3 separate regions of the Homo sapiens genome follow, and all the other regions are linked to region 1. Evidence: chromatin loops called from intact Hi-C (ENCODE). Cell type or tissue: A673. All regions are shown on one strand. Links, peaks and the distances in the headings refer to the core of each region. The heading gives the core; the rest is flanking DNA.

Region 1 (8,445 bases), core at 56-8,055:
ATTCCTGTTTGCCAGCTCTTTCCTAGCTGGTTCTTTCTGAATAATGCTTTTTAACCAACGGAATGTTGCCTTTTGCAAGGCACCTACCGCCTGGGCCTCCCCAGTTCTGAGCCTATAAAAACCCTAGACTTAGCTACACATGCCTACCTTCCAGTAGGGACCTGCCTTCCAGTAGGGACTACCCACTTCGGGTTCCCCCTCCTCTGAGAGCTGTTCTGTCTCTCAATAAAATTCTTCCCTGCCTCCCTCACTTTTCGGTTGTCCTCATTCTTCTTGGACACAGAACAAGAACCTGAGACCTGCCGAACAGCAGGTGCCAAAGATGCTGCTGTAACACCACAGCCCTCCCATCTTCCATCCTCCACTGGCGCTGAGTGGCAGTCCCATGTGACAGGAAGTGGAGGCAGAGCTGGGCCAGCCCAGGAGCCACGTGCTGGAGCCAGGTGAGGAGACTGAATGAGCTGGGACATTACCCCTTTTTCCAAAGCATGGAGACGGTGGGAATGAATAAACTGTAAGACATATGAGCTGTGAACCTTCTGGGGCCCAGACCTACTCCATAAGCCAGAGTTGTGATATGCTGTAACCGTATATTTGTACTACACAAATTTGTTGCTCTAAATTGTGCTTCATGTTTTTACTTTGTTTTTACACATATTTTGAGATAATTTCATCCTTAATATTTTTAAATGTTGCATATATTAGAATATTCTGACTTCATACTTGAAGGTCCTGTGACAATGTCTAAAATTCTTGGCACACTAAACTCTTTCCTATTGAAAACATTTATCTTCTTTTGCAACCTGTTGTCAAAAAGATTGCTAAAGAGGAAGCTTTGAAACTATCTCATTTTTTGTACTTTATTACTTGTTCAGAGAATATTAAATTTTTACTTTACCTTGTGAATGTAACTAAATGTAGATCAATTTTCACTAACATTGCTTGCAACTCACTCAGTCCTTTTAGCTCAGGGAAAATCCATTCTAATATAACTTCTGACCACTTATTTTTCATTTAATCTAATCACTTAAAGGAGCAGATGGACAGTAGAATTTTCTTATATATGAACACTTTTCTGATTTGTTTCAATCCCAAATCTCTGAGTCACAAGGCAGACAGACACACAGGAGAGATCAGGGTAAATGTATTTCTCTTTAAAGACTCAGAGATTCAAAATGATGTGTTGAATTTGGGACAGGTCTATCTTAGTCTAGCTCTATATTTTCAGTCAGGTGAAGTGTCTTCAAAATTTTTGTCTTCAGTAGTCCCTCAGCTTTCTATTCTATTTTATTATACATCTTCTTAGGGAGGTTTTCACTATTTTGTTTTTTCCATTTGTTTTAATTTTGCAGTGTTGACTGAGGCTGTCTTTTAAAATGATATTTGAGTATGTTGTCCAAGTACCTTTTTAAAGCAAAACCTATGCATTTTTTTTCCACAAAAGGCAAATTTGGGTTAACAGGCAGAATATGGTATTCAGAGAATTTGTGACAAAGTATAGGCACAGGCAAGTGGTTAAATGTCAGGGACTTTCCAAGAGGGATATCAGAAAATCACCGATAGTCAGGTCATTGGAGCATGACAATGAACAATTTAGGAGCTGTCACTGTTCAGAGATCCACAGAAGTAAGCTAAAAAATAACTGCACGAAGTAACAGGGTGACATATTAGGGGACTAATTGCAGTCTCTAAACTGGTGAGAGAAAAGGGACTGACCAGAAAGAAAGCAGGAGTTCAGGGTGAGGAACTTAAGTGGGAAACTTTGCCCAGGGGACCAGGACCGATCTGCGATTACAGACATGTACCTTCGAACAAAGCAGAAGCATAATTTCTTGATTTGGCCTGTATGGTCACAGCCAGATTGGTAGCAATGACAACTTGTTGCTGACCATCTGGCCGTGAATTAAATCCTTGCTGGCAAGGGAGAATTTTGGGTCTAGAAAGTACAGCAGGGTTAAGCTTAATGTCAAAAAGTCTGGCAAACGAATGGTAGCCAGCTTCTGATGCTGTGAACAACTGGCCCATTTCATAATGTATTCATACTACTTTTTTTTCAGTAGTCTTTAATTATATACTTTAATTAGGAACATTAGAGCTTTCTAGCAATAGGTACTTCTCTTATTATTAAGAATAGCATATCGTATACAGGATATTCTTTGTTCATTGGTAAACATTGCTTATGTTGTCTACATGTCAAAATGTTTATCTCAGCCATTTCGAATGGTGGGGCACATTATTTAAAATCAAGAAATACAGAGTATCTTTAAACTTGAGATATTTCCCTGTTATGCACATTTTAAATTTAAAATGTTGCATTCAAATGAAAAAAGAAATGTGTCAAAATTTGGTAACTGGTATTTTCAATAAATGCCATAATTTTTTATCCTTTTAGAGATCCTGTTATTAAATTAGTCCACCAAAGCATATTTATGACTTATTTATATTGTCTATTCTCAAACTGACACAGATGCAGACATAAACCCTTTCTCATACAACATTACTTTCTGGACATATTTGATAAATGATTTTATAAATAAAAATTTTAAAGTGTCCACTAAATTTTTAGTAATCTAGGATGGAAACCAGAATATTCGATGGGTGGGGTTAGTGATTAGAATATTACTTTTACTTCTACCCCTTAAAGCTCCTATTCTGAGTAAGATGCTGCTTGTCACTTTCCATTTTTGTATCAGCCTGTTGACTTTACAATCTGAAAGCTCTTGATCTTTAATGATCTGTAGCACATCTGTATGCATAATACTGTCTTCCAAACTCCTCAACAATACAAAAACATTAGGCACGTATCACAGAGCTCTTTTAATACATTTTCTACGCAACAATGCTTTTCCCAAATGCAACCCATTTTTGCATAAAAAATAAGATTGTACTGTGTGGAGATAATCAGGTAGTTATGCTGAACTAATGAGCTTTTCTTTTTCTGACAGTACTCTGATATAGTAATTGGAGAATTTAGTTATTCCTTAGATTCAGGAATGATGAGTTCTCTACCTTTGGTTATCATGAAAGATTTCCTTATACTAGAATATCCTGGTCAGGTAAGTGCATTAACAAAGCAACACTCCAATCCATTGATAACATTATATGAAATAATAGGCTGTCTATTCATTTACATAAAATCATTCATTAAAACTGAGATACTTTGCATATAATATAAATTAATTGTGCCCACTTGCCAATGTTACTTTTATTAAATAAATGGATCTGAAACTATGTGTTATTTTTCTTCAAAATCTTTAAAAAGTGGTCACTGGGAAATGATAATACCAGTTAGGATAACTTAACTTTGTTTAGAGGAAATATTTCTTCTAACTTGAAAACACATTTTACGAGTTATATTTTCACAATTTTAGACATTCTGCCTCTCATTCTGTTTGTCTCAGGTCCTGATTATCTTTCAGAATTTAGTCTTGATGCTCTGTGACCATATACATGCTCTTTCTGCACTCTAAAAATAATATTCAATACAAAATACAAAATAGGATATCAAGGGCCTACAAAATTCATTTAGACTAGTAGCATATTTTTTTAGCACATGTGGGCAACATTCTTATGAAAAGATGTTTTATTGTTTCCCCAGTATGACAAAGAAGCTAGTGAGAAAGTGGCAAATCCTCCATGTTTGGCTATTTTACTTTCAAGCTCTGGCCAGTTTCTTACACTGTTGTGGCAATAGCCTTTGGTTTGCTATTTCTTTTCCTTTCTGATGCTCCCTTCTTTTCATAGTTTGCTGTATTCACGGTTGAGGAAATGAAAGCGTCCATACTGCAATTAAGTTAGTTTCTTGCATGTACCCAACATAAGAAAGGCAAGTAAATGACTACTTTTTAAGATAAGCATGTCTTACCTCCGAGTCTATGTTTAGAGATTTTAAAAGTATGGTATTACTTTTTAAATATTTCTAAGACAAGCATACTTGAAAAAATGTTATGCCTTTTTCTAATTCCCTTCCTTTTCTGGCTTGTTTGAGGGAACCCAGACTATAAAACAAAGCTGATGAGAAGCCAAGAAAAGACATGATTAAATTAAAGCAAAATAATGAAAGAACAGAGTCACTTACATATTCAGCAAAAGCCAGCAAAATATATATATATATATATGAACAAAAGAAGAGAGGGGAAAAAAGGAAGGGAGGGAGGGAGGGAGGAAGGAAGGAAGGAAGGAAGGAAGGAGGAAGGAAAAGGAGGGAAGGAAGGAAGAAAAGGAAGGAAGAAAAGGAAGGAAGGAAGGAAATGTTCTCAAACTAAAATGTGTTTTCTGCAAGCTGAGTGAGCAAAACAGAGATTTCTTGCAGCTGTTACATTTGCTCTTAGAGCTGAAGTGGTAAATCAACTCAAGATGATCTGTCAGCCAATCAAGAAATCTTTACGTTTTGGCTGGGTCTTTAGTACAGAGATCTGGGTGGTCACAGGTTGCTTTCCTGTAGGATAATGTTTAATGTACTGTACAGCACATCCTTGAAAACTGGCCAAGACTATCATGGATTTGGCAGACACTTTCTGCAGCTCTGGGTGCCAACAGATGTCTTTGCTAGGTGAAAACAAATAAGAACCAAAATTCTTCCCAGCCTGCTGAAATAAAAGGTTCCTGGGAATTGCTGAGTGTTAAATTGCTGTCCTAAAACCTTTCATTTTGTGCTCTTGTTCTGAGTTGTGTTTTTGTTGCAATTGGCTCCCGGCCTAGGAACTTGGTGTGCTCTGCTGGGTTAACCATGATAAGCAGCTGGTGTGAGGGACCACTCCACAGTGGCTCAGTGGAGTTCAGGATTACCTCTACCACAAGAGGGTAGTATAAATCTTTGAAAGGCAGAGGTGATATTGTGATTCCCATCCCCAATCACTCTTCTGTTTTAACCTGGTCTCTGGCTCTGACTGTTTTACTTTTCCCCTTTCTCTAGAAACTCATACAACTGCCATTCTGAAAGCTTACATTGCTGTGGCACTTTATTAGCTTCAAAACTGTCAAAAAACAATCAGTGTGACTGTCTGCTGTCTGCAGGGGAGGGGGATATTCAACAGTTAGAATCTATATTCATATACTGGTAAACATTTTGAAACTGTCCCCTTAAGACCCATGAATAAGATTATGGAATGTTTTCTTAGTATTCAATGTCTATGTAATAGAAGGAAAAGGGATTAGCTGGAGGCGAATATGCATTCACAAATATTTGTTATTGAAAATTGCAAGAAAACTTGCTCATTCATTTATAAGTATTTTATTGAGATTTTTATTAAACCTCCACTACATACTATACACTAAGGATACAGCAGTAGGCTAGAGAGACCACCCTGCTCTCATGGAGCTTGCACATGAGTGTGAAAGACAAATACCAAGTGAGTTTACAAACAGTTATAAAAGTCTGGTGGTGGTAAGTGTGAAGAAGGAATATGAATCAGGATAAAGAGATGTGGGGAAAAGGGCAGTGTGATTTAGATAAGGTGGGTGAGTAAAGTTCTTAATCAAATACACAGGTGAGTACATATAAATTGAGTGGTATTTATCCATTCATTTAACATGTATTTATTGACTACCTAATATATATAATTTATGTCAGATGTTCTATTTAGCATTTAGTCAATATTATTTACATTCTTCAGGTATCAATTATTGCCACTCTTGCATAGCATAGATTTCAAGATATAAGGTTTTGATATTAAACATCTGTGTTTGCATCTTACTGTAATGTGACCTCTGGTAATTTTTAAAATACTTTTCTGATATATAAAATAATATGTACCATAGAGTTGTCAGGCATATTAATGACATAGCAAGGGAGAAGGGCCAAGCATAATACTTGAAGCACAGTTTATACCTATCAAATGTCAGTTACTGAAATTCTTAAAATCAATGCATAGCCGTATCTTTCAAGTTAAAAATATTAACAGTATAATCATGGGACCCTTTCCGTCCTTAAAAATCTTCCATAATTTAATGGTACCATGTTCAAAATGAACAGTTACAGACTGGAACAGAAAAAAAAAGAAAACTGCCATTGCTTTTCTACAAATGAAAACAAGTTAACTCATAAGCCCCCATTTTCAAAATATTATTCGTTCAAGGTAAATCAACTACAGATGGTCTCTGACTTACCATGGTTCAGCTTACGATTGTTTAATTTTACAATGGTGAGAAAACAATATGCATTCAGTAGAAACTGTACTTCAAATTTTGAATTGTGATATATTCCCAAGCTGAAAATATGTTGTATGATACAATACTCCCTTCTAGTTCTGGGCAGCCAGTGAGCCAAAGCTCCCAGATGGCCAAGAGATCACGATGGTGAACAACTGATAATCTACAGTGTGCTGTGCTGGAAAGTATTTTTTGTTGTGTGTGTTTTTTTTTTTTTTTCTTTGAGATGGGGTCTCACTATGTTTTCCAGGCTGGTCTCAAACTCCTGGGCTGAAACACTCCTTCCCTCAGCCTCATAAATAGCTGGATTACAGGCGTGAGCCTCTGCACCTGGCCAGAAAATGTCTTCAATCATAGATTGCAGAGCTCCACCGCCAGAGTTTGTGATTCAGGAGGTCCTGGGTGGAGCCTGATAACTTGAGTTTCTAACAACTTTCCAGGTGATGCTGATGCTGCTTGTCCACGGACCACTCACCCAGATAAATCGTTATTTTCTTTTGGGCTTGAAAATCATTTTGCTACATTTTTCCTTCTTTGTATTTTATAACATAAAACGTATCTCTCAGTATTTCAAAATCAGCTCTTAGTATTTCAAGTCTAATTTTGCTAGGCTTCCTTTTAGGATTTTTATAGCTTTATGTCTTACATTTAAGTCTTTAATTCATCTTGAGTTAATTTTTGTATATGGTGAGAGATAGGGGTTCCAGTTTTATTCTTCTACATACAGCTTGCCAGTTTTCCCAGCACTGTTTATTGAATAGGATGTCCTTTCTCCAGTGTATGTTTTTGTCAACTTTGCCAAAGATCAGTTGCTTGCAGGCATGTGGCTTTATTTCTGACTTCTCTATTCTGTTCTGTTGATCTATATATCTATTTGTATACCAGTATCATGCTCTTTTGTTTACTATAGCCTTGCAATATAATTTGAAGTCAGATAATGTGATGCCTCCAGCTTTGTTCCTTTTGTTTAGGATTGTTTTGGCTATTCAGGCTGTTTTTTGGTTCCATTTGAATTTTTAGGGTTGTTTGTTTCTAATTCTGTGAAAAACGACATTGATAATTTGATAGGAGTGGCATTGAATTTGAGGATTACTTTTGGTAGTATGGTCCTTTTGATGATGTTAACTTTTCCAATTCATGAGCATGGGGTGTTTTTCCATTTGTTTGTGTCATCTCTGATTTCTTTAATCAGTGTTTTATAGCTCTCCTTGTAGAGATCTTTCATCTCCTTGGTTAAATGTATTCCTAGGTTTTTTTTTGTAGCTATTGTAAATGGGATTGAGTTCTTGATTTTTTTCACAGCTTGATCATTATTGGTGTATAGAAATGCTATGGATTTTTGTACGTTGGTTTTGTATGCTGAAACTTTGCTGAAGTCATTTATTAAATGCAATATTCTTTTTGAGGAATCTTTAGAGTTTTCTAGGTATAAGATGATATCATCAATGAATAAAGATAATTTGAATTTCTCTTTTCCAATCTAAATACTTTCTGTTTCTTTCTCTTGCCTGATTGCTCTAGCTGGGACTTCCAGTACCAGGTTGAATGGGAGTGGTGAAAGTAGGTATTCTTATCTTGTTCTGGTTCTTAGGGGAATGATTTCAAATTTTGCCTGTTCAGAATGATGTTGGATGTGAGTTTGTCATAGATAGCTTTTATTATTTTGAAGTATGTTTGTTCAATGCCTCCTTTTTGGGGATTTTTGTCATGCAGAGATACTGGATTTTATTGAATGCTTTCTCTGCATCTATTGAGATAATCATACAGCTTTTGTTTTTAATTCTATTTATGTGGTGAATCACATTTATTGATCTGTATATTTTGAAGCATCTTTCCATTGCTGGAATAAAACTTTGCTGTATTATCTTTCTGATGTACTGTTGGATTCAATTTGCTAGTTTTTTGTTGAGGATTTTTGCGTCTATGTTTATCATGATATTGGTCTCTGGTTTTCTTTTTTGTTGTATCATTGCCTGGCTTTGGAATCAGGGTAATGCTGGCTTCATAGAATCAGATAAGGAGAATTCCCTCCTCCTCGATTTTTTGGAACAGTTTCAGTAAGATTAATACAATTGGCCTAGGCAAAGAATTTATGGCAAAGTTCTCAAAAGCGAACACAACAGAAACAAAAATAGGCAAATGGGACTTCATTAACTAAAAAGCTTCTGCACAGCAAAAGAAATAATAATAAACAGAAAATCTACAGAATGGAAGAAAATATTTGAAAACTATTCATTAGACAATTCTGGCTAATATCCAGAGCTATAAGGAACTCAAACAACACAACAAGAAAAT
Region 2 (8,445 bases), core at 294-8,293, 98 kb before region 1:
TGATCTATGAAGTGAGAGATGGGAACAACAATGGAACGAAAAAGATCACAAAGTGAAGTAAACATTTTGAGGATAAAATGAGTCAAGTTAAAAAAGCTAGTAAATGATTAAATGAAAGGTGACCCTAGAAGCTAAATGCAAACATCAGTGTGGTGATCCCAATTCAGTTCTCGTTAGCCATCAACTTAAACAATAAATAAAAACATTTTTCAAAGAATCATCTCTGTAAGCAGGGTATACCTGAAGCAGGTAGTATAGTATAGAAACTGTGGAAGTACCAGGGGTTATTCAACTACCAACCTTTCATTACCTAGATTGAAAAGTTTCTCAGCTTTGCCGCTCTTGTCATGATCATCACCCCAGCTTAAGGTCCATATCTCCTACTTGTTTGACATAATTCATTGCCTTCCTAACCAGCCTCTTTGCTTCCAGATTTTTCTTCATTTAATACATTTTCAACAATTCTATACAAGCTAACTTTCTAAATCTGATATGCTACTCCTCTCAAAAATATTCAGTGGCGTTTCCCTTCATGGGGGTAGAAACATAAAACCTAATTCCTTAACATGGTATTCAAGATTTTGGTAATTCTTTTTCAGTCTGCATTTTCATCTTGATCTCAGGTCATGTTCTTCAACATCTTGACATGTTGAGCTTCCTGTTTCTTCCCAAATTCTCATTCATTACTTCTCACTTTTGCTTAATCTATTCCATCTATCTGAACTATCCTTCTTTTACTCTGTAGCAGCTAGAATGTAGCTCCTCAGTGAAGATTATCCAGAATGAATGCCACTGAGTGTAACTAATTGCAATCAGATTTAATGTACTCTAGTTACACAAGTACTGGGGAACATACTCAGTACCTCAGGAGATGGTTCACATCCTAGAGTAAATGCTTATTTGAATCCCATTGGCTTGTTCAATGCCTGCTACAGAATAAGCTATCAACAAATATGTATTGAATATTATTGATTTGCGAGGTCTTTGTCTCATGACATTGTCCATGAGTTTCCATATTTGATCATAGGATTAATACATGTGTAGCTCTGGTTTTGTGAAACTCAAGCTGAAGATTGGGTCATAGGACTGGTTGGACCCACTAAAGAGGCCACATCATTCTGTGATGCAGGCTAAAATTTAAATGAGGTCTCCGGGGCTGAATCTGGTGGAGGACAGGGTAAGGAAGGGCATTGTCATATCAGACTCTGAAAGGTTTTCGAACATCTATGTTTTTCTATTTGTACAAAGATATTGACACAAATGTGCCATGCTTGGGAATTATGAAGGCATTAAGCCCAAAAAGGGATCAACACTGAGAATCTTGGAATCAGACAAAGCAGGGAATGGGATCCAAAATGAGGATTTTAGTCAACATTGATAGTGGAAGTGAAAGGAGTGTCTTTGTATAAGCAAAGAAAAGATGTTCATTCCTCTAAATTCAAAAGGATCTAGTAAAAAAACAAATGTTTTAACCCCATCAGTCCAATATTCCCCACCATAGCTCTGCGTGTCTTGCTCTCTGTTGAAATTTCTTATGGGAGTCATAATAAATTCTGATGACTCACACAGAATAAAAACAAAGAAAACATTTTATACACTTGCAGTAAGAGTTTCCTTACTCTCCTCCTACCAGAGAAAGCAATCATTTCAAAAAAATTTAAATAATTAAAATGATTCTTTGAATGATTTGTATTGCCTTTTTAAAAAAACACAAGCCAAGTTTTTCTTATATATGAAAGAAGAGGTAAATGAACACAGAATAAACTCGTAATTTTAGAGCAGAGAGCAAGTTTAGGAAAAGTAAGTTTAATCCTTTCATTTTACAGATGATAAATTTTGCTAGCTAGGAAAAATGTTTCTCTACTACACACCTAGTGTCAGAAATAGGTCTTGAGCCCATGACTCTTGTTCTGTTTTTGTTACATAATTGCATCAAACATTCTAATCTAAGGTAGGGGTTGGCAAACTGTAGTCCATCAGCCAAATCTGGCTTGCCACATGTTTTGGTGATGTTTATTGGAACACAGCTATGCTTATTTGTTTGCATACTGCCTATGAGTACTTTCATGAGACAATGGCAGCGTTAAGCAGTTGCTACAGAGCCCATATGGCCCTTACAACATAAAATATTTCCTATCTGGCTCTTTACAGTGAAAGCTTGCCAACCTCAGGTATAAACCACAGGTATCTCTTATAGTCTTTCCTCAGTAGTCTATTAATTTATTTTTCTTGCAACTACCCACTTTCCAGCACCATCCACATTTTCCTAACAGAATGCATGCCATGAAAAGGAGGAGACAAAAAACTTCACCTTCCAGAAAAGATTGCTCAGCTTATATCTCACATTATTCAATTTTTATTGAAAAAAATAAATTTTCTAAAGTAAATTGCTTTTAAGACCTTTCCAGAAGCCACTAAGAAAACACAACATACTGTCTTAGTTGGATAATGGTTAACATTGTAGACATCATTGTGATTGATGCTGGTGTACACAAGCAGTACCAAAAACAATTGGTAATGTGGAGTTTGTTGCAGAGACTGGCTTCAAAGCTTTGGTAAAGGATCTGTAAGCTAAGGCAGACATCTTCAATATTATATACTTTTGTGTTGATTTCTGATTACCTTTGTGATCACACTTTGCAAGCACAATTATCTTTGAAATTTTGTCTGAGAGTTCTCTGCTGAAGATCTTTTCACCATCTGAGTTGATAATGGTGACCACACTGGCTGGACCACCAAAATTATACTGCCAGTGAAAAATAAATAAACAATATTTACATGGGTACTCTCAAAGAATAAAGTAACCCTGATAGTTAACTGATTATCCTGCATCTGTAGAAGAAATGAGAGAGTAAAATGAATGATAATTATCACATAGGAAAAAATGTGAGACTTAATAAAATAAGTTAGCTTCGCAGCTTATAGAGATAAAGATGAAGGTGTTAAGTCAAGGAAAAATAACATGGAAAATAATAAGCAGAAATAGATGATAAAAGGAACTGAGAAATATAATGTTCATTTGAACCTTACACTCTGACGACATAGACATGAAGAAAATGGCAAATTCAGCTGTAGCCTCACATGAGTGGAAAGACAACTTGATGTTCTGTATTGCTAAATGGGGTTCCGTTGTCGTTGAGGATGTTGGTATTGATCCCCTGATTGACTCCCTTTGAAGCTACTGAGGATAAGCAGAATAGCAACCTTGAGGTGTACATGTAGCTACAAGAAAATTATTCTGAGGTATCTCAACTTTGACTATGGTATGACAGACTCATAGATGCTTTCTCTTAATATTTTCTGACAAATGCTTCCACAAAGTAGGGCTAGGGGGTACATTTAAAGAAATTCGAGAAGTGATATGAAATTCTTTCGGCTGACAAAAGGACAATGATGAGAATAAATTTTATAAGATATATCCAAATACCCGGAGCTAGGATTCTAGGCAGATTCCAGCGACTGATGACACTTATCTGAGTTGATGCGTAGAGTCAGGTAATAGGAAGACAGCCCGGTCAGAAAAGCATCATGTACAAAGGAGGCCCAGGTGATTCTGATGAGCAACTAGGTCTGGGAGTCATTGAACAGTGTTTTGATCAATAAAGGATTATAGGTTTTAGAGTTCTCAAATAATGTACAACTTACCAAATGTGTCCAAGACACTGAATTTTATATTTCATTATATGTTCAAATTAAAACTCTCTTTGAATTAATTTGGAAATAAGCTCCTTTCAAGACCCTGTCTGATGTTCATAAAGCCTGGTTGGGTCCAAGCATATCTCTAAATTAAACGATCCCATTTCCTATCTACACACTGGGGACCAGCTCATCTTGTTTGCTTCATCCTTTGTAAAGTCATTTTTCCCACTTTTACTAAAAGCTACAGCTGTCTTCCTAATTCTTCCCAACTCCTTCCTTAATATGATTAGTAGAAACTTTCAACCCCTGTGTTCATGCTCCTCAACAGGCTTACAAAGGGATTTTTACTAGGGAATTGTCCCCTGGATGAGTTTTTCTGCCTAGTCTGAGTATTAGCATAATAGTATAATTTTAAAATAGATGTGTTTACTCTAGCTCTAGCCACTTTTAAGTAACTTATCCAGTTTCTTCTTGGAATGAAGAAACCAAGGGTAAAATAAAATAATAAAAGCAGAAACAAGAAACAGAATAACATAGGAATTAAATAATTTTTTTCTGAACATTGGCAATATACCTGCATATTTGCTTTAAAAAACAACTCTCTTAACATTACCAAAGGGAAATGAACCTTATCATATATCTGACTAATAATATGCAATGTAAAATATGAAATAAAATATTATAATAGAATTTTATATTTAATCTCCTGCCTTTTGTTTATCCATTGAAATGCTTTTATATTGACTAAATTTTATTTAGAAGCCCTTCTCCTGGAACTTCAGCTTTTGTGGCTTTTACAACATGTGATGTAGTGAGCCTCAACTTCCATAAGGTGGCATCAACCCACTAGAGTGAGTAGGACACAGCTTATTTTATTTCAGGTGACCTTGGACCTTCAACTTTCAATTATTCCTAAAGTTGTTTACACAAAGAGAAAATTCAAAGACATTTTAAAAGACTCCTTCAGATCTAATATCTTCTGACTTACAAAAAGAAAATTTCAAATATCCAAATCTGTTCTGAAGATGCTAAAGTTCAAGTGTACAATTAAAGTTTATCTGAATCTCTCTAGTCTTCCTTGGACTGTAGACTCGGACTTGAAATCCTGCAGGAATTCTATGCTTCTGGGATTTCTGGCATTTTGTCTTTTGGGTTGTAGTCAAATGCAGAGTCAAATATATCATGCAAATAGTAATTTTCTTAGTTTTCTTATACAGCAAGGAAAGGTGAGAAATGAAGAAGCATGCACGATATTAAATATTTATTATTTTACCTTTTTTACAGGTTGAATTAAATTTTATTTAAAAGTAAAAATAATAGAAATAAAATAATGCTGCTTCTTGAATTAATTCTGTATAAATATCAAAATCTCTTTAAAAATGCATGATTAAAATAATCAAATAAATGTGATATTGAGCTGCATAATCCTCATAGGATAAAGGGGGCAGCTTAAATGAGTTTGTTAATAATAAATGAAAGGGAAAAAGAAAAGCTGCACTGAGCTCCATATTCACTTATTAATGAATCTTAATATTATCGCTTATTAATGAATACTAACTAGCTTATATAACCAAAAAAAAAAACAAATGTAATTTTCTTCAGTATATTATTAGGACACAATACAGTATGTTTCACCAATATAAATGCATTTATATTCTCAGCTATAATTTCAAAAGGCCATTTCAGAGAACACTGTTACAATTAAATATGAGGAAACCTGTTCAGTTCTCAACTCCTAGTACCAGTTATCTCTGAAGAAGTTCTTGTAATATGAGAAATAATGACCTAATATTGCAATAAAAGCAAGCCTTAAGCAGTTTTCTTAACTCTGCTTTTTACTGGCTCGGTGACATAGTATAAGTCATTTAATCTCCCTACATGTAGAATGGGAATTTACTCCTTATTCTCACTTTACAGCAATGTTAGGAGGATTAATTGGATAATGAATCTAAAGGCTCCTAGGCTCAGTAAAGAAAGACACAAATGCAATGTATTATTTGCCAGTGAAAGAGTCAATGAGGAAGCACTTTTCTTACTAATCAAAATTATTCCTAGCAAGAGAGTGAATGTTAGCAAGTAAATTAAGACAATTTTTGATAGAGTTTCTAGTCTCACATATCCTATGGCAGCAAGCTAGGAGAGCAAACAAAGCTCTCAGACAATTTAAATATATTCCTCTCATTAAGAAAGTGGGACCACCTCAAAGGCATAAGTGTTTTCCATAGTGATTTCATAAAGTCATTAAAGCATAAACTTTGAGATAGTTGGACCAGACCTAATGAAAGACACATGTTCAATAATAGTAAAAAAAAAAATAGTGGTCATTCAAATGAGGGTTTCTTCTTGTGTTAGCTTTGCATTGTTTTCTTAGAAAAAAGACCACACCATGGCAAATGATTTTAAAAGCAATGTAATGAAAAGCTATCTAATTTGGTAGCAGGTATAAAATATAATACCCAGAATTAATGATAAAAGGGAATACCTGTGAGCATTCATAAGAATATACCCATCGTGGAGTTATTGAAATAGAATTGGATTGGGAGTAAATTACCTCAGGCTGACCTTTTTGACTGTTTCTCCTTAGGGATTTTTGACCTCAAATTAATTTTTTTTTTTTGCAGTAAGAGATCTGCATTATATGTAGGATGTTTTCTAGCTGAAGGACAAATAATTATAATTTCCATTTAGAGAGCTTGAATTACAACAAGGGCTATTTTCTTGACCAATAGAAAATGAAACCAGCTCTGCCTTTGGTCCCGATGTCAAAGCTCCCAAGTGTGCCTTTGCCTTTTTTGGGAATCGCTGTATATGATGAGGTTTAGTGGACTGTCTAACTCTCAGTGGTGCCCCATTCAGTCTTATGTTGACTTTAACCACTCTTCAAATGTGAAATCAGGTTTGCGGCAGGATTTCTGAAGTTGTTCTATAAAACCAGCAACTCTCATCCTGACACTCTTTACAGGTAGTCTATGAAAATAGTTAATTAATACATTAGATAGTAGAGTTCTTACAACCAAATACTGCTTAACTTTACCTTTGAATAGTTTACCTGGTTTATGAATTGGAAGCATTAGCAATCATTTGCCAACGTCCTTCCATCAGTATGATTGATGGCCTTGTGGTTAACCATCTTTCCTCTTTCACTCTGTGTTATTGGATTGTAGCAATTATCTTGGTCTTTCAATTATAAGTCCTAATCGAATGATCTGATTTCTTCTGAGGACACTCAGAGCCTTTTCTCAGTCAAGTAATTAATTTAGTTTTAGACACATACTAGATATATTCACAGGGAGCAGATTACCCATGGTCATCCAGACAAGAAAAAACAAGTACATACGTATTGCAAGTGCTCTAAGAAAATTATATTTTTGTCAACTGATAATTTCAATTTAAAAGTAATAAAATAGTTAATAAACTATGTATCATGTAGTTAATTATAAATACATACTTTTAAAAGTTGATTATATAGGGTAACTTTTCTTATAATACATGTAATTTCTTGTTAAATTGATAATTATTCAACAACTAAATCTAATTTTAAAGTTTTTAGAAAGTAGCCAGTGAATCAGGGAAAGGTTTTGGATTAATTTGATGATATCATATATATTTTACATAGATGAGGCAATATTTTTTCTGTTTTTTTCCCATTTAATGTTTCGAATAATAAAGAAAAAAGAGATGTTTCTTTTAAATGCTTATTTTAAATCAGGGAAGATTTTTAAAGATTTTTGTTAACCTCACTGTAAAACTTTCTTCTATTTATACATAAATTACTGGCAGTTTAATTCTCTCTTTTTAACATTGTTGGAAACCTGTACATATATTTCTTCGACTAAATTTTTTTACTTTGAAAAATCTACCACAAGGTGGCAGTCAAGAAAAGTCTTTTAAATTTCATCTTGGAACATAATTTATGAGGTGAAGAAGTCAGGTTCATGTGAAGAGTTATCATACACCTGACATGTCAGTGGCCAAACCAGTACATAAAAGCTGATGTGCACTTCAATTAAAAATCATAATTATTCATACAGAGAAAACAGCAGGCTATGAAACTGAATGCTCTGGAATTGAGCCAGAAATCTTAGATGGACATCTTGACTTTAACAGTGTGAGCCTTGGCAAATCACATTAATTAGGGAATTCCCTAATTCCCTAATGTGTCAAGACACATTCATTTCTTTGTGCCAATCTAGCAGTCATTTTAATATCATAATGAAAAATAGCTATCTGAGACATTCAGCTCCAGCTACCTCCAGGATGCTATAGGAAGAAGCAGTGCTGAAAGAAGCTTTCAGTTTACAGCAATTCAATTTACCTCACCTAACCTCCACTTTCAGAGATAAAGCAGATAAGAGCATTGTGCTGGACACACTGGAGTATACACGGACAAACAAAACACAAATCCTTGGCCTCAAGGAAACAAACAATCAAAAACATAGGACAGACTAATATGGATAAGAAGGAAGTTTTCAGGAATTTCTTCACTAATAACACTTTCAATTATAAGTCCTAATTTGATGTACAAATATCAAAAATACATAAAAATATCCAAATTTCTCAGACTAACTGGAAGTAATATTTATAATTTCTATATTTTACATTTAATATTGAAACAATATCTAATTCATTTGGTAATATTTTATTTAAAAGTCCATAATATTGACTTGTGTGTACCGTGTTTAGCACGGGTTTATAATTCACTGCAAATATGGCAGCTTGTGTTTCTTATTTTACAGAGTTAAGTTTCTTCAGCAGTAAAACTACTGTCTGTATATTGCTTATATACAGAAAATTTGTCACCATACA
Region 3 (8,445 bases), core at 294-8,293, 320 kb before region 1:
GGGTGAGAGGCTGGCTACCTCCACGCATATTTTTACATCAGTGGCAGTGGTGTCATGGGGCAGAGGGCGGGGCTGCTAAGAACTCTTAACACTTGCCTAAATAGGGAGTCTGCCATTTCTCACTGTTGTACTGAAACATTATAGTCTTTCAAATTGCAGTTAAAATGGAGTATTACGAACTCAAAACAGGAGCTTAAAAATGTCTCTGACTACTTCAATGCCACCTGACATAAAGAGGAAGTCAGAGTGGAAAGAGACAATGGTTTCAACCAAATGTAATTAAAATATGGGTTTTTTTGGCAAGTTTTACAAAAATACTTGATCATGCAAATACATGTCAGGGATGCTCTCAGTCTCTTGGAAGAAAACTGTGCAAGTAAGAAGCACAGAATTTTAAGCTTAAGTTTGTAAATCTGTCTTTAGTCAAGATTGTGTGATTTTCCTGGTTATGTTACAGTTTTATTGATTTTCGCATAGAATCTTCGCAGGTTCATAAGACATATAATATCTCTCTACATTTTTACTTCGTAAAAATTTATAGAAAGAATCTCTCTCTCTCTCTCTCTCTCTCTCTCTCTGTCTCTATCCCCCACCCAAGGAATTTCCCTCTACAGTTAGAAAGTAAGATTTCTCAAAGACTGCAGAATCTACTTCTGTAGCTTAGATAAAAGGTGATAAACAAAGGAAAGAAAATTAGCTCATGAAAAAGGAAGGACAAATAACGCTGTCCAAACTCAAATTAAAATAAATTTCATCATGAAATAATTATATAATTGATACTGTAGCTCTTTTGGAAACAATTGTCTGTAAAAGCCATTGATGATCCATTTGGTCTTATTTATTCATATCTATCTGTCTATACATATCTATCTGTTTTTACATCTATCTATCTTCATTTACACTTATCTAGCTATCTTTTCCTTTCTCTTTCTCACTAATATCTGGTGGGGTAAAATAACCCCACCAGATAAGTTAGGGATTATCCCTTACACAAAGGTAAGTTAGGGATTTTTTTGGAGATGATGAATTATGGAAGTATTAAACTCAATAAATATATGCAGTTTATTACAAAAGATTCTACAAAAAAAACGAAGAATGCAGAGTGCTGACTTTATCCTTCAGTACGTGTCACTACACCCGGAATTTTTATATTTTTTAGTAGAGACGGGGTTTCGTCATGTTGGCCAGGCTGGTCCCCAACTCCTGACCTCATGATCTGCCCGCCTTGACCTCCCAAAGTGCTGGAATTACAGGTGTGAGCCACCGTGCCCGACCAGTATGTATATTTTTTTAAGTAGCATTAGTTTTACTGACTTATTTGAGAAAAAGCACCTCAAAGTGTTTCTTCATTACTAATACATTTTAGTTGCTATATCAACATTTTATTGAGAGAAGAAATAATGTGATCTCTATGAAATATTGTTTTATAACAGTGCTCCCATAAATTCAATATCCCATGTATTTAAATGAACTTAATTATATATTTATAAGTGTGTGTGTATATACATAAACAACACTATGATTGAATCAATACATACATGCATGTACATGTACATATACATTCTGTGAAAAACACACACGAACACAAATATAGGTTGTATTCCTAACAATCTCTTTCTTGAGAAACATAGTTATGATCCTATAAGTGAAACTTGAAATCAATGAAGAAAGCTCCTTAAATATTATTCATGTGTTCTGTGGTCCAAGCATATTGGTATTAATGAGAGATAGATTTACTTGTAGACCTAACTTGCATAACATTTGTAAGGTACTTTAAAAAGTGCTTTACATAGAGATATTTGAAAAGGCTATGGTGTGTTTAATAAACTCTACTTCAGAAGCCAAGACCAGATTACCAATTCAAAATAAAATTTGAGCAATAGCTCCCTGTATAGTTACGCTCAACATCTCAATAAATATCCACATAGATTTTTAACAAGGGAATACCTAATACCAAATACTATTAACCAAATAAAAGCAACTATGTAGAAGGATTTTTATTCATTATTGGGTACAATATCATGATCAAGCTAAATGATTGGCCAAGCATTTCAGAAAATTATATCCAGAATATTTATTATGAAATATATGTCTCTTAAATATGTACAGAAAATTATTTCAGAAATAGTTTAATATCAATGATTCAAGCCATAGAACAAGAATTACTAAATACCATAACTTTGTGCAGGTATCTTTCTTTTTTTCTTTGTAAAATCAATTTCTTCATTTTAATTGACAGGTAAAAATTATATGTTTGTTTTGTACAAAATATTGTTTTTAAATATGTGTACATTGTGGAAGTGCTAAATTGAGCTAAATAACATTTGCATTACTTCACATACTTATCTTTTTCTTTGTTGTGAGAACACTTAAAATCTACTCTCTTAGCAATTTTCAAGAACACAATACATTAACTATAGTCACCATGTTAAGCAATAGGCCTCTTGAACTTATCCTCCTATCTAATTTAAATTTTGTGCCTGAGTGCCATGGCTCATGCCTGTAATCCCAGCACTTTGGGAGGCCGAGGTGGGTGGATCACCGGAGGTTAGGAGTTCGAGACCAGCCTGGCCAACATGACAAAACCCCTTCTCTACTAAAAATACAAAAATTAGCCAGGCATGGTGGCATGCACCTGTAATCCCAGCTGCTTAGGAGGCTGAGGCAGGAGAATCACTTCAACCCAGGAAGCAGAGGTTGCAGTGAGCTGAGATGGCACCACTGCACTCCAGCCTGGGTGACAGAGCTAGACTCCATCTCAAAAGTAAAATCTAAAAAAAAATTGTAACTTTTGACCAACATCTCCTAACTCTCTCTTCAACCACTGCCTCTGCCCTTGGTAATCATCCTTCTAATCTCTACTTCTGTGAGGTCAGCTTTTTCACATTCCACATGTGAATGAGATCATGTGGTTTGTCTTTGAAATAAGCCATGTCTGGCCTATTTAATCTAACATAATGTCCTCCATGTTGTTGCAAATTACAAGATCTTTTTCTTTAAGGCTGACTAGTATTCCATTGTGTATATATTACATTTTCCTTTTCCATTCATCCATTAATGGACATTTAGACTGATTTCATGTCTTGGCTATTGTGAATAATGCTGCAATCAACATGAGAGTACAAATATTTTTTGACACAGTGATTTTATTTCCTTTGAATGTATACCCTGAAGTGGGATGGTTGAATTACATGCTAGTTCTATTTTTAATTTTTTGAGGAACCTCCATACTGTTTTTCATAGTGATGGGATTAATTTACATTGTCACAGAGTATGCAAGGATTCCCTCTTCCGCACATCTTTGGAAGCATTTCTTACCTTTTGCCTTTATGATAATAGCTATTCTGACAGGCATTAGGCAATATCTCATTGTGGTTTTAATTTGCGTTTCCCTGATGATTAATGATGTTGACTATTTTATCATATACCTCTTGGCTATTTGTATGTCTTCCTATGAAAAAATGTCTATTCAGGTCCTTTGCCCATTTTTTTAATTGGATTTCTTTTTTTTTTTTCTAACTATTGAGTTATGTGAGTTCCTTGTATATTCTGGATGTTACTCCCTTGTCAGATGAGTAGTTTCCAAATATTTACTCTGATTCTGTAGGTTATTTCTTCACTCTGTTTATTGCTTTCTTGGCTGTGCAGAGCTTTTAGTTTGATTCAATCCCGTTTGTATATTTTTGTTTCATTTCTAGTGCTTTTGGATTCATATCCAAAAAGTCATTATCCAAAACAATGTCATGGAGATTTCCTTCCATTTTCTACATTAATTTTACAGTTTCAGGTCTTACATGTAAGTTTTTAATCAATTGTAGTTGACTGTTGCATATGGCATGAGATTGTGTCTGATTTTATTCTGCATGTGGATATCCAGTTATCCCAACAGTGTTTATCAAGGCACCTTCCTTTCCTCATTGTGTGTTCTTGACACCTTTGTCAAAAATCCATAGAGTGTAAATGCATGAATTTATTCCTGGGTTCTCGATTCTATACTCCTGGCCTATGTGTCTATTTTTATGCCAGCAATATACTCGTTTAACTGCTACAGTATTGTATAATATTTTTAAATTGGGTAGTGTGATGTCTCAAGCTGTGTTCTTTTTGCTCCAGATTGCTTGGCTGTTCAGGGTATTTTTATGGGCCTTTTGTGATTTGGTAACAATTTTAGGATTTTTTTTCTATTTATGTGAAGAATATCATTGAAATTTTGATAGGGATTATATGGAATCTATAGATCTCTTTGGGTAGGATGGACTTTTTAAAAATATAAATTCTTCCAATATATGAACACAGAATATCTTTCCATTTATTTATTTATTTCATCATTTTTAATAGTTTTCAGTGTATAGGTATTTCACCTCCTTGGTTAAATTTATTCTCAACTGTTTTATTTCTTTTTAACTATTTTAAATGACACTGTTTCCATGATTTATATTTCAAACGGTTCATAATTAGTGCACAGAAAAGCAATTGAGTTTTATATGTCCATTTTATATCTTGTGTGGTATCATAAGTGAAAGAGCAAGAATATGGATTTACTTCATTTCAAACATCTTTCTATATATAGGAAGGGACAATAATTCTCAGAAAATAAATAGGTATAACCTACCTATGTGGTTGAAAATAACATAGAATGTGGTTGAATAGGCAGTGAGCAGAGAAGGAAAATCTCTTATTGTAATGTTTCTGAAACTTATAGTTCTTAGCATATACTTATATACTTTATTAGGTTACAACTCCTGAGTTCCAGAAAATTACAATTGAATAAAACCCCAAAACAAGGGCAAAAGTTTTATATTGGTAACACTGAGAATGAACAAATAGGAAGGAAGGAAGGAAGGAAGGAAGGAAGGAAGGAAGGAAGGAAAAAGAAAAGAAAGAAGAAAGAAAGAAAGAAAAAGAAAACCTGCTTTTGAGAAAACATTGTGAGGTGGGCAGGGGCTGGGGTAAAAGAGGAAGAAACTAGCAACCAGAAAAAAAATGTAAGAAAAGCAGAGCTCTAAAAATAATCTACTGCAGAATATGAAAGAAAAGGGAATGTTATTTTTATTCTCACAGAAATAAGAAATGGCAATGGCCTCTCTGAAATAGGAGCAAATAATCATTAAGACAAAAGAAATTGAAATAGAAATTCTCTACAATGAGTTGAAGAGTCAAAAAAATAGAAGGATACCTTTAAAATGATCTGATACAGGAATTTGACCTGATTATGAGAGAGTGAAAGAATATAAACAAATGCAATGAGAAAATTAAATCCCCCATGGCAAAAATAAAGAGTAAAATTTACATTATGGGAAATTAGGTCTCTCACCTAAAGGTCAAACTTGAAAGTTCTTTAGGCCTGCAAAGAAAGAGGACAAAAAGATAAAATGAATGATCATGTTAAATACGCAAAAGAGAGTTGGGGAGAAAATATGCCAAGGAGAAATGAAAACAAATAAAAAAAAAGTAAGGTAACATAGAATCAACGTTCTTAAAATTAAGCAGGGTTGGTATATTATAATTGGAGTTCCACCCCATTCAGAACAAAATTTATATATATACATTTACAAATATTTTGGAACATTTTTGAATAACAGGCATTACTTGGGGTACTGAGGCACAAGAATTGCTTGAACCCTGGAAGCAGAGGTTGCAGTGAACCAAGATTGTGTCACTGCACTCCAGCCTGGGCAACAGAGTGAGACTTTGTCAAAAAAAATAAAAAATAAAAATAAAAATAAAATAAAAGACATAATAAAACCAATTTTTAAGTAAGTGTTAAGTGTTAAATATTTTTTAAGTTTACTTATATAGGAATAAATATTGGGTTGGCTTCAGGCTACTTGTTTTCAGAAGGCAAAGGAGAAATAACAGAGGAAAAAAAAGATTCATATTCTCAGACAAAATTTTTATACAGGCCAAGGACTATACAACGATAGTTGAAAAAAATACTTAAAAATCCTTTATCTGATCATAAAGCCAAATTATGAAACCAAAATAACATTACAGAAAATTTGAGGAAGAATGACAGTGAAAGGCAGGATTATGGAACACCATTCTCTTAATATGGAATAAAACAAAGAGACAAAAAACTAAACTAAACAAGTTAATTTACAGACAGGTAAAATTCAGGAGAAAGTAAACAAAGAAAAAGATACAAGAATAACATCCAAACTTCAAGTGGCAATGATCAAATTAGAAAGAAGATGCTCTGCTGTGAAGAGAGAAGTTATATTGAAAAGTTCTGAGCATACTTTCTAAAGTCTTCTAATTTACAGAGAAGAGGATTAAAGGAGTAAGGAACTGAAGAAAAAGGAAAGGGCCTGGGCGCGGTGGCTTACGCCTGTAATCCCAGCACTTTGGGAGGCCAAGGCCGGCAGATCATGAGGTCAGGGGTTCGAGACCCAGCGTGACCAACATGGTGAAACTCCATCTCTATTAAAAATACAAAAATTAGCCAGGTGTGGTGGCACGAGCCTGTAATCCCAGCTACTCAGGAGGCTGAGGCAGGAGAATTGCTTGAACCCGGGAGGTGGAGGTTGCAGTGAGCCACGATTGCGCCACTGCACTCCAGCCTGGGTGACAGAGCAAGACTCTGTCAAAAAAATAAAATAAAATGAAAGAGAGAGAGAGAGAGAAGAGGAGAGGAGAGGAGAGGAAAGGAGAGAAGAGAAGAGGAAACGAAAGGGCAAGGTACAGCCATCTAAAGCGGCTTTATTTGTTAAGGTACCAACCAGTCCCATGTGACTTTTGAGCACTTTGAATCTCACTATGTGTGTATATCCTACAGCCCCTGGCATGTGTGGGCAAGAACAGACCCACTGCCACTGCCCTGATGAAGCACCTTTTCCAGCACCTTCCATTTGTGTTGTTATCAGTGGACCAGGAACACTCTGGCCCCTCCAGTGCAGCAGGTGCTTGATCTCAAGGGGCCAGAGAACAATACCGTAGACCTGGTCCCAGCCTCCCAGGGTGAGAGTCCACAGTCCAGGAGTACTGAGCTAATCCTTGGCCCCCTGAAATCATTCAGAAATGAAGCCAGTCAACTAAACCCAATTTAAACCAGAGACAAACTGTCAAGGGCCTCAGAGAATATAAAAGCAAGAAGCCTCATGCAAAGCATAGCAACTTCAAAGATTAAAAGAGCCTCAGCCCACACAGATTAAAGGAGCCAGTGCAAGAACTCTGGCCACTCTGAAAGCCACAATGTCTTTTTACCTCCATGTGACTGCACTAGCTCCCCAGTAATAATTCTTCATGACTAAATTGGATGAAATGACAGACATAGAATTCAGAGACTGGATGGCAAGGAAGATCATCAATATTCACAGGAAAGTTAAAACCCAATCTAAGTAATCTAAGGAATCCAGTAATACAATTCAAGAGGTGAAAGATGAAATTAGCCATTTTAGGAAAGAATCTAATCTTTCCTAATCTAATAATAGAGCTGAAAAACTCACTATAAGAATTTCATAATTCAATTGTAAGTTTTAACAGCATAATAAACCAAGCAGAGGAAACAATTTTGGAGCCCAAAGACTGGTTCTTTGAATCAACTCAGTCAGACAAAGATAAAGTAAAAAGAATTTTTAAAATTGAACAAAACCTATAAGAAATATGGGATTGTATACATAGGCAAAACCTACAACAGACACATTGGTGTTCCTGAAACAGAGGGAGAGAACAAGCAACTTGAAAAATATATTTGAGAACATTGTCCATGAAAATTTCCCCAACTGAGGTAGAGATATTGACATTCAAATTTAGGAAATTTAGAGAACCTCTTTGGGATACTATAAAAGAAGAGTATCCCAAAGACACATAGTTTTCAGATTCTCCAAGGTCAATGTGAAGGAAAATATATTAAAGGAAGCTGGAGAGAAGAGACAGGTCACCTACAAAGGGAATATCATCAGTCTAGCAGTGGACTTTTTGGCAGAAATCCTACAAACCAGAAAAGAGTGAGGGCCTATATTCAGCTTTCTTAAAGAAAATAATTTCCAACCAACAATTTCAAATCCAGCCAAACTAAACTTCATAACTGAAGGAAAAATAAAGTCCTTTTTAGACAAGTATATGCTAAAAGACTTTGTTACCATCAGATCTGTCATATAAGATGTCCTGAAGGGAGTGCTAAAATTGGAAATGAGAGATTGTCACTGGCCACTACAAAAACACATTTAAGTACATAGACTAGTGACACTATAAAACAACTACACAATCAAGTGTACATATCAAACAACTAACAACATGAGGACAAAATCAAATGTTCACATATCAATATTAACCTTGAACTTAAATGGGCTAAATGTCCCACTTAAAACCCACAGAATGGCAAGTTGGATAAAGAAGCAAGACCCAACTGTTTGCTCTCTTCAAGAGACTTATCTCAAATGCAATGACACCTATAGGTTCAAAGTAAAGAGATGGAGAAATATCTATCAAGCAAATAGAAGGCAA

What was found. Hi-C counts contacts between places; a loop is a spot of excess contacts. Peaks named below come from ENCODE experiments on the same cell type or tissue, not always from the same donor. Only the 100,000 strongest peaks of a DNase experiment are listed, where the experiment ranks them.
Region 2: a loop joins it to region 1, with 10 times the contacts of the local background. A loop is called at or near these places in 9 of 110 quality-filtered maps.
Region 3: a loop joins it to region 1, with 11 times the contacts of the local background. A loop is called at or near these places in 3 of 110 quality-filtered maps.

What each region holds. Positions count from the first base shown.
Region 1 is chr12:74,313,533-74,321,977 of GRCh38, reverse strand. LOC107987178 (a long non-coding RNA gene) reads left to right here. Exons shown (of 3, transcript XR_001749203.3): 2 at 284-443. Among named protein-coding and RNA genes, the nearest start is that of LINC02882, 25 kb to the right of the region's middle. In A673, for the core only: CTCF peaks have their summits at 4,576 and 4,782 (motif pointing right); DNase peaks (open chromatin) are centred at 4,447 and 4,547; H3K27ac peaks cover 7,493 bases.
Region 2 is chr12:74,411,887-74,420,331 of GRCh38, reverse strand. No RefSeq gene overlaps it. Among named protein-coding and RNA genes, the nearest start is that of ATXN7L3B, 120 kb to the left of the region's middle. In A673, for the core only: CTCF peaks have their summits at 4,474, 7,286 and 7,485 (motif pointing right); DNase peaks (open chromatin) are centred at 4,481 and 7,511; H3K27ac peaks cover 906 bases.
Region 3 is chr12:74,633,276-74,641,720 of GRCh38, reverse strand. No RefSeq gene overlaps it. Among named protein-coding and RNA genes, the nearest start is that of ATXN7L3B, 100 kb to the right of the region's middle. In A673, for the core only: no CTCF peak of the experiment used is centred there; a DNase peak (open chromatin) is centred at 4,810; H3K27ac peaks cover 1,930 bases.